Regions from separate parts of the Homo sapiens genome. Here region 2 is linked to region 1. A link is a contact called in ENCODE Hi-C or POLR2A ChIA-PET data. All regions are on one chromosome and are shown on one strand. Each heading gives the region's core, a stretch centred on a gene start or an enhancer-like site at or near the end of the contact. The rest is flanking DNA. Distances are from core to core; before and after follow the strand shown. Region 1 has its middle 15 kb from the start of LINC00570. Region 2 holds the start of E2F6 (E2F transcription factor 6).

Region 1 (4,315 bases), core at 1,588-4,087:
TTAGCCCAGCATGGTGGCCCATGCCTGTAATCCCAGCATTTTGGACTGCTAAAGTGGAAGGATCACTTGAGCCTGGGCAATGTGGCAAAACTCCATCACTACAAAACTTTTTTTAAAAAATTAGCCAGGCATGATGGTGCCCATCTATAGTCCCAGCTACTCAAGAGGCTGAGATGGGAGGATGAGTTGAGCCCGAGAGGTCATGTTTGCTGAGAGCCATGATTGCACCACTGCACTCCAGCTTGGGTGACACAGCATGACCCTGCCTAAATATATGTATATATATGTATATATACACGTATATATACACGTATATATATATGTATATATACACGTATATATACACGTATATATATATGTATATATACACGTATATATACACGTATATATATATGTATATATACACGTATATATACACGTATATATACGTATATATATACATATATACGTATATATACGTATATATACGTATATATATACATATATATATACGTATATATACGTATATATATATACATATATATACGTATATATACGTATATATATATATACATATATATACGTATATATATATATATGTAAAATCTTGTTAAATGAAAAAGTTTGAGATTAAAAAAAGGCGCAGAGAATGACCCAATGACCCTAGGGTCACATTCAGAGATATATGTATATATATCTCACATGTAGATAAATGACTACAGATAAATATAGCAAGGTCTAATTGAGGTTATCTTTCTGAATTGCTGTTACTGGCATATACTTTTTTCATGTTTTTCTATATTTCAAAATTTTCTGCAAAGAACACTAGCACTAGTTTTACAATCATAAAAAACTGCATGTGTATACACACACATACATATAATGTGTACATGGATACACATATGCATATGTGGTTGGGTGTTTTCTTCAAATGTCAACCATCCACAGACCATGAATGGAGATGCTGGATCCTTGCAGTGAAGCCACTCTGAGGGCTCTGCTGTGGTTTGGGGATGTAGGTGAAGCCATATTTTCATTGGGTTCTTCTTGTACTTGTCCTAAGAGAACAGGGACATCAAAGGTAGAAGTGCCTTCCCTGAGTTATGATGTTCCTGGTGGCCTCTGCCTTTTTGGGAATGTCCTACAAGCATCGTCTGTTTGAGCAGCGTCTGTGGGTCTTTTGCAATACTGTGGTGGAAGCCTCGGTCCATTCCACAACCCAGTGTCTCTTTTACCCTCAGCATGTTTTGGCAGGCACTTCATTCCAGGAAAATGCCCGGCTCTTCAAGTCAATTTGTATGCATTCTTTTGTCAGAAAAAGAAAACTATGTAACTCAATATGTTCCTCCCTTTGTTTTAGCTGCCAGGGAATTCAGACCCAAACTCAAGATGCCTTTATGGTAATCAGCTTTTAGAACTGCTGGGCTCCCCAGGAGTTCGAGACCAGTCTGGGCAACATAGTGAGATTCTGTCTCTACAAAAAATAAAAAATTAGCCAAGTGTGGTGATGCATGACTGTAGTTCCAGCGTCTCGGGAGGCTGAGGTGGGAGAATTGCTTGAACCCAGAAGGTCTAGGCTGCAGTGATGCCATGATGTAGCCATGATGACGTGTAGCCATGATGACGCCACTGCACTCCAGCGTGGGTGACAGAGCAAGACCCTGTCTCAATGATCACTGATTTCCTAAAGCTCCTTTAATTCCTGCTGGTAATACATGGTTACCGTATGCCAGAGCTGAACAAAACAAGGCATGGTGGGGGGCTCCCAACAGCCCAGGGTGTGGCCCAGCCTCAGTAAGAGAAGCAACCTTTCTGGAAGCTTCCAGTCAATGCCAGGCTTCTCTCTCTCCTGCCCATGGCATTTCGAACTCCCACTGTACAACAGATCAATTAGGGTCCCTTGCATCCTGTAGAGATCTCTGTACTGAGGGCCAGAGCCATGTCTGACTTGTCCTTGTCCCCATGGCCTCCTGCAGGCTCTGGGGCACAGCAGATGCCCAGTCAATGTTTACTGAACAAAGGAGGTGGTGAGGGACTCAGTGAGCCTGGCTTAGGCTGTACGCACAGGGCAGGGAGTGAGGTGGGTCCCCTGCCTCCCTTCCCAGAGCTCAGCCACTAGGCAGTGACAGGAGGCATCTATGGGTGAAAGGGAGCAGGCAAGAACCTCACCGCTGCCTGCCTGAATTCTTGTTTATTAAGGGTCTGATCTGGGCCCAGCACCTTTCATATAGTATCTCATTTAGTCTTCTCCTTGGCCCAAATGTGGTGAGAAAACGAGGCTCAGAGAGGCAAAATAGCTTGCCCGGGGTTGTATACGGTTAAGAAGCTCTGCAGGGGCTCATTCTGACTCGAATGGGCCCTCGTTCTGCTTTTAAGGAGAAGGAGCCAGCCTGAACCAGGTAGCCCCTGCTGAGTCCCCACAGGCCCACCGAGACCCTCCCTCATCAGAGGACTGAGAGGAAAGTTCCCAGGAAGTCCAGTGGCTATTTTAGGGGAAGGGACGGGCCATTTATCACAGCAGACAACATTCCCACTTGCTGCTACAACAAACATGGCTATTTCAGAGACTTCAGGCTGGAAAAAGCCCAGGGAGGAAGGGCAGCTTAGCCCGGTTTCGTTTTTGTGAATAAGAGAATGACAGCCATAGAAATAAGGCTGACAGTTCCGAGAGCGTTGGAAAGGGAAACATTTGTGCTTCATCACTCAACCCAGAAACTCTGGCAGAGTTCTAATCTCTGATGGACTCTGTCTGCTTAAAGGCAAAAAAATAATAACCATGAGTGGAGTGGGGAGCATTTCATCGCGTGACACATCAAACACCACCCTTCGCCCCGAGATGACGTCCGAGCCTGCAGAAGCCCTCTCTGTGTGGCTCCAAACACTGAGCATGATTAAATGGGTCATAAATGTTTGCAACCTGGCTGCAAAGGAGGGGAACAAACCGTTCTCCAGGGAGGTTGGAGGCCAGGCCCCTCCTAATCAGAAGGTGATTTTGGCTTTCAACAGGCCAAGGTTTCATACCTTACCACATTTTCTCACTTCCTTAAATGTTCTTTCTCTAATAATTCTGTTTTGTTGTTTGTTTGTTTTGAGACAGTCTCCTGTCTTGGCCCCCCGAGTAGCTGGGATTACAGGTGTGTGCCACCATGCCTAGCTAATTTTTGTATGTTTAGTAGAGACAGGGTTTCACCATGTTGGCCAGGCTGTTCTCGAACTCCTGACCTCAAGTGATCTGCCCACCTCAGCCTCCCAAAGTGCTGGAATTACAGGCATGAGCCACTGCGCCCGGCCTTTCTCTAATAATTCTAAATGTGGGCCACAATCAGGCATTCAACAAATGTTACTGAGCATTGGCCGGGGCAACATGGGGGCAGTCAACCCAGGAGGTCCAAGGAAGTTCCTGGACCTGGGGAAGCTAAATGGATAGGAATTCCCCAAGATGACCTGCCAGACAGTGGGGTCTTGGGTCTTGATGACTAGACCTTCATTAAAAAAATGTTTTTTAAAAACATTTTTTCTTAGAGACAAATTTTTTAAAAACATTTTTTCTTTCTCATTCTGTCGCCCAGGCGGGAGTGCAGTGGTGTGATTACAGCTCACTGCAACCTTAAACTGCTGGACTCAAGCCACTCTCCTGCCTCAGCCTCCCTCGTAGCTGGGACTACAGGCACTCACCACTGCACCTGACTATTTTTTAAAAGTTTTTGTAGAGACGGGGTATCATTATGTTGCCCCGGCTGGTCTTGAAGTCCTGGCCTCAAGTGATCCTCCCGCCTGCGCCTCCCAAAGTGCTGGGATTACAGGCATGAGCCACGTGCCCAGTCCCGAGACCTTCATTTTTCTAAAAAAATTTTTTAAATATTCTTTTAAAGTAAATGTCCTGTGGCATCCGGCCAGCTACAGTTGCACTGAAAAGAAACACAAGATGTACCTGCCTCTCCCCAGAGGCTCTGGTTGCACGGAGGTTCAGGGGAAGGCAGACAGGGAGGAGGGGCTGCTGTTGACCTGCGTTCCCTGCTCTGATCTCTCGCTTATTCCTTTGCAAATCTCTTCTGAGCCATTGCGCCATCTGAGCTTCATAACGGCCTTGTGAAGAGAAACCATGAGATACAGAACAAAAGCAAAGGCTTCCTGTAGAGAAGCCATAGGGCTTTGAGATAAAACTGAACCTATTTTTTACCAAGGTTTATTGTTTCTCTTTCTCAAGTACTGTACCATTGTTTTTTAATAACAGCTTTATTAAGCTATAGTTCACATACTATAAAATGTCCCCCTTTTAAGTTGTACAAGTCAATGGTTTTTAGTGCAGTCACAGAGTTGGATAACCATCACCATT
Region 2 (4,336 bases), core at 381-2,880, 88 kb before region 1:
TCTTCTCGAGACCTCCGCTACGTTCTCTTTTTTTCTCATCGTTTATTTAGCAAACATTAATAGAGCATGTTTTATTTGCCAGACACTTTGCTAGATGATAGAGATACAAAGATTAGAAGCCAGGCATGGGTGTCTCACGCCTATAACTCCAGCACCTTGGGAGGCTGAGGCAGGAGGATTGCTTAAGGTAAGGAGTTCAAAAAATAAAATAAAATAAAACATAAAAAAAAATTAGCCAGGCATGGTGGCATGCACCTGTACTCTCAGCTACTTGGGAGTCTTAGCTGGGAGATCACTTGAGGCCAGGAGTTTGACGCTACAGTGAATTATGACCGTGACACTGCCCTCCAGCCTGGGTGACAGAAAAAAAAAAAAAAAGATTAGAGAAGGCCTCTGACCTCACAGTCTAGTGGGGAACCAGCTTCTTCGGGGATTTTTCCCTGCCTCACCTCGCCCACCTCAGGCTGTGTAGAAACCCCCAGTCTAACCAGTTGTTTCCCTCCAACTCTGTACATACCACGGTGTGTTGCCTTTTTATTTCAAACATGTGCTGGCCTCTGTTCTAATCACAGCAACCTGTATCCATTAATCCATTTAATCCTCACAACAACCTTATCAGGTAAGTATTGTCATTATTTGCATTTTCCAAATAAGGAAACTGAGGCACAGACAGATTAAGTAACTGGCTTAATAAGGTCTTCTAGTTTATACGTAGAGGCAGCCAGGACTTGAAAACACACCTTCTGGCTCCAGCTAAATTAACATGCTCTGTTTACTTATCTGTCCCCACTGAAATTGGAGGTTGAACCCGTGGCATATTCAAACGAATAAGTATCGCCTGTGCCCACCCCAATATCTGACACTATAGGTCAACGATAACTCATTCGTCAAACAGGAAGGAGGAAGGAAGGAAGGAAGGAAGGAAGGAAGGAAGGCAGGCAGGCAGGCAGGCGGGCAGGCAGAGGTAAAACGATTCCACAATGGTGTGGTTGCTCACATTTACTAAGCATCAACACTGACCTGCCTGTAAGATGCGCTAACAGAGCTCACGAATAAATGAAGGCTGGGTGTGGTAGCTCACGCCTATAATCCCAGCACTTGAGAGGCCAAGGTGGGAGGACGGCTTGAGCCCCAGAGTTCAGGACCAGCCGGGGCAATATACTGAGACCCTGTCTCTACTAAAATTAAAATTAAAAATTAGCCAGGCACAGTGGCGCGCGCATGTAGTCCCAGCTACTTGGGAGGCTGAGGTGGAGGATCGCTTGAGCCCGGGAATTCAAGGCTGCAGTGAGCCCTGACCACGCCACTGCACTCCAGCCTGGGCGACCAAAAAAAAAATTAAAATAAAAAAAAGGAATAAATGAACATCTCTGCGGCTCAGAACTTTCAGTTATCACCTCAGAACTTTCAGTTATCACCGTCGAGAATTCCAGGCGACCGCTGGGTTTTCCCGGTTGCCTCTTTTCTCTCACCCCTGTTCCCTTCCTCTGGAATTCGGCTCCACCTCTTCCTTTTCCTTTGCCAGCCTCTCCGTGGATTCCGCGGTCCGGGTTTCCCGGGCGGCAGCCGCCGGGAGAGGATCGGTGCGTGGGAGCGCTCCGGCAGCGGCGGGCATGCGCAGAGGGGGGCGGTGTACTGCGCATGCGGGAAGATGGCGGGCCGGGCGACTTGAGATCCGCGGGTCTCCCTCCTCTTTTTCCGTCTGCGTCGGGAGCTCCCGGGCACGTGAGGCCGTGCCGCGTTTACTGGCGGGCGGGACGGCCTAGCCGGGCGGCGCCTCGGAGGAAGCCGCGGACCCCTTAGGTGCTGGGCCCTTGGAAATCGGCGCGTGGGGGGCGGTGCTCGAGCTGAGCGCGAGAGGGCGGGAGAGCTCGTGGGGTGCGAGGGGAGCAGGACGCCCGGCCGGGCAGCATGAGTCAGCAGCGGCCGGCGAGGAAGTTACCCAGTCTCCTCCTGGACCCGACGGAGGAGACGGTTCGCCGTCGGTGCCGAGACCCCATCAACGTGGAGGGCCTGCTGGTAAGCTCCGGGACGGGACGGGGACGGGCGGTGGTCTCCCAAATCCGGCCCCCTCCTCCCCGCGCCGCCGCCAACCCCGCTGGCCGTCGTCTGGGTCGTCTGCTCCCCCTGGGCCAGGCGCTGCCCATCACGTGCTGCGAACTGCGCTCTCCCGCCTTCTGCTTTCAGCATCTGCTCACAGACGTGGTATCAGTCTTCTAGGCTTTTACATCGGAACTTCAGAGCACTGTTGGAGAAAATTGCTCAACTTTGCATTAGAGAGTCCATGTTTATCTCCTTCTATGGACTCTAGCTGTATCTCTGCAACCTATCATTTGTTTTTCTGCCTCCTCTCCCATCCTTCTGCTCTACTGCAGCCGTTTAAAACCTTGTCCACGCTTTATATTTCCCACGCCACAGCTCCCATTCATCAAATTATCTCCCCACCTGTTTGACAGAGAAAATGGTTAGGAAATTTGGCTCCCTTTCCTGCAAAGGCTGATTTCTTCTCTTGTTCAGGACCAGATGCTGTATTCCCCGCGGTTATCAGGGCCCTCAACAAATGCATTTTCTTTTTCTTTTCTTTCTTTTTTTTCTTTTTTTTTTTTTTTTTTGAGATTGAGTTTTACTTTTGTTCCCCAGGCTGGAGTGCAATGGCGCAATCTCAGCTCACTGCAACCCCCACCTCCCAGGTTCAAGAGATTCTCCTGCTTCAGCCTCCCATGTAGCTGGGATCACAGGCATGCGCCACCACACCCAGCTAATTTTGTATTTTTAGTAGAGACGGGATTTCGCCGTGTTGGCCAGGCTGGTCTCGAACTCCTGACGACCTCAGGTGATCCACCGAGCCCGACCTCTCCCCGTATTTTCAATTTCTCTGCTGCTTTCTTTCTATAACTAGTAGTAATTAAACATTTTCCCAAGTCATTATGCCTGGTTCCCCTACCAAATAGTTTGTGATTATTGCCTCATTTAATTTCTCATTTCTCACAGCAGTGTTTTATAATACTAAAAGATTATTATTCTTGTTTCACGGTTGCCAAAACAGACTTGGAGATGCATGTAACGCCGGCTTGCCTGTGGCTGGATAATAAGTGTAGAAACTTGGGTTGAAGCTCCAAATGTCTAACTCCAGATGATAAATTCTTGACTACTAAAACCGCATTCTAAATCCATCCCCATCTTAAAAGATCTCTCCCTTGATTCCATATCCCCTCCCATCTACTGTCTCTCTTCCTCTTCACAGCTAAACTTTTTTTTTTTTTTTTTTTTTTTGGTGACGAAGTCTTGCTCTGTCACCCAGGCTGGAGTGCAGTGGCCTGATCTCGGTTCACTGCAAGCTCCGCCTCCCGAGTTCACGCCATTTTCCTGCCTCAGCCTCCTGAGTAGCTGGGACTACAGGCACCCGCCACCACGCACGGCTAATTTTTTTTTGTATTTTTAGTAGAGATGGGGTTTCACCGTGTAAGCCAGGATGGTCTCAATCTCCTGACCTCGTGATCCACCCGCCTCAGCCTCCCAAAGTGCTTTCACAGCTAAACTTCTTGAAAAGGTTATTTACACTCACTGTTTCCACTTGATGGCCTCTTATTACCAGCCAACCCACTGCTGGGGACCCCTATCCTAAGCACACTTGTAAGACCATTCTAACCAAGGTCACCGACAAGCTCGTCAATTCCAGCAGCTGTTGTAGTTTTGACTACAACACTCGTGTTAGAAACCCTCCCTTGAGCTTCCTTGACGTTTGATGCTCCATCTGCTTCTCTGGCTTCTCCTTGTCCTCATCCTCTTCCCATTCCTTCATGTTGATTTGTTTTTCTGTTTTTGTTTTTGTCCCCCCCCCCGGTGCAGGATCTCACTCTGTCACCCTGGCTGGAGTGCAGTGGCACATCATGGCTCACTGCAGCCTTACCTCCCAGGCTCAAGTGATCCTTCTGCCTCCAACTCCCAAGTAGCTGAGACCACAGGCACATGCCACCACACCTGGCTAATTATTTTTATTTTTAGAGATGGGAGTCTTCCTATGGGGCCCAGGCTGGTCTTGAACTCCTGGGCTCAAGCAGTCCTCTCACCTCAGCTCCCCAAAGTGCTGGGATTACAGGCGTGAGCCTCTGCAGCTGGCCACATGTTGGTATTATTCAGGGTTCTCTTCTACCGTCTCTACACATTCTTCTTAGGGGAGTTCATTCACTCCTCCCATGACTTCTGTTACCATCTACATTTGATCATTGAACGACTCAGGGATTGGGGCACCAAATCCCATGAAATTCAAAATCTGAATATAACTTTGATTCCCCCAAAACTTTACTGTTTGCTGGAAGCCTTACTGATACCGTAA

What was found. Hi-C counts contacts between places; a loop is a spot of excess contacts on that map. ChIA-PET counts read pairs that join two places held with the same protein, here RNA polymerase II (POLR2A). Pooled maps may share reads with other maps.
Region 2: a map with no recorded cell type shows a loop between it and region 1 (4-fold over the local background). The contact joins the promoter of E2F6 here to the enhancer-like site in region 1. A Hi-C loop is called at or near these places in 2 of 37 single-sample maps with no recorded cell type and 3 of 50 pooled maps. POLR2A ChIA-PET finds 5 or more read pairs at or near these places in 2 of 52 experiments (K562 and activated CD8-positive, alpha-beta memory T cell).

Annotation. Positions count from the first base shown.
Region 1 is chr2:11,376,698-11,381,012 of GRCh38, reverse strand. No RefSeq gene overlaps it. Among named protein-coding and RNA genes, the nearest start is that of LINC00570, 15 kb to the left of the region's middle. RefSeq lists an enhancer at 2,603-2,812. Within about 2 kb of position 2,837, at least 11 of the 41 ENCODE cell types and tissues checked have a DNase peak (open chromatin) inside an H3K27ac peak, as active enhancers do.
Region 2 is chr2:11,463,455-11,467,790 of GRCh38, reverse strand. It overlaps E2F6 (E2F transcription factor 6), which reads left to right and starts at 1,630. Exons shown (of 7, transcript NM_198256.4): 1 at 1,630-2,019. The coding sequence starts at 1,912. RefSeq lists enhancers at 815-894, 1,322-1,878, 1,879-2,436.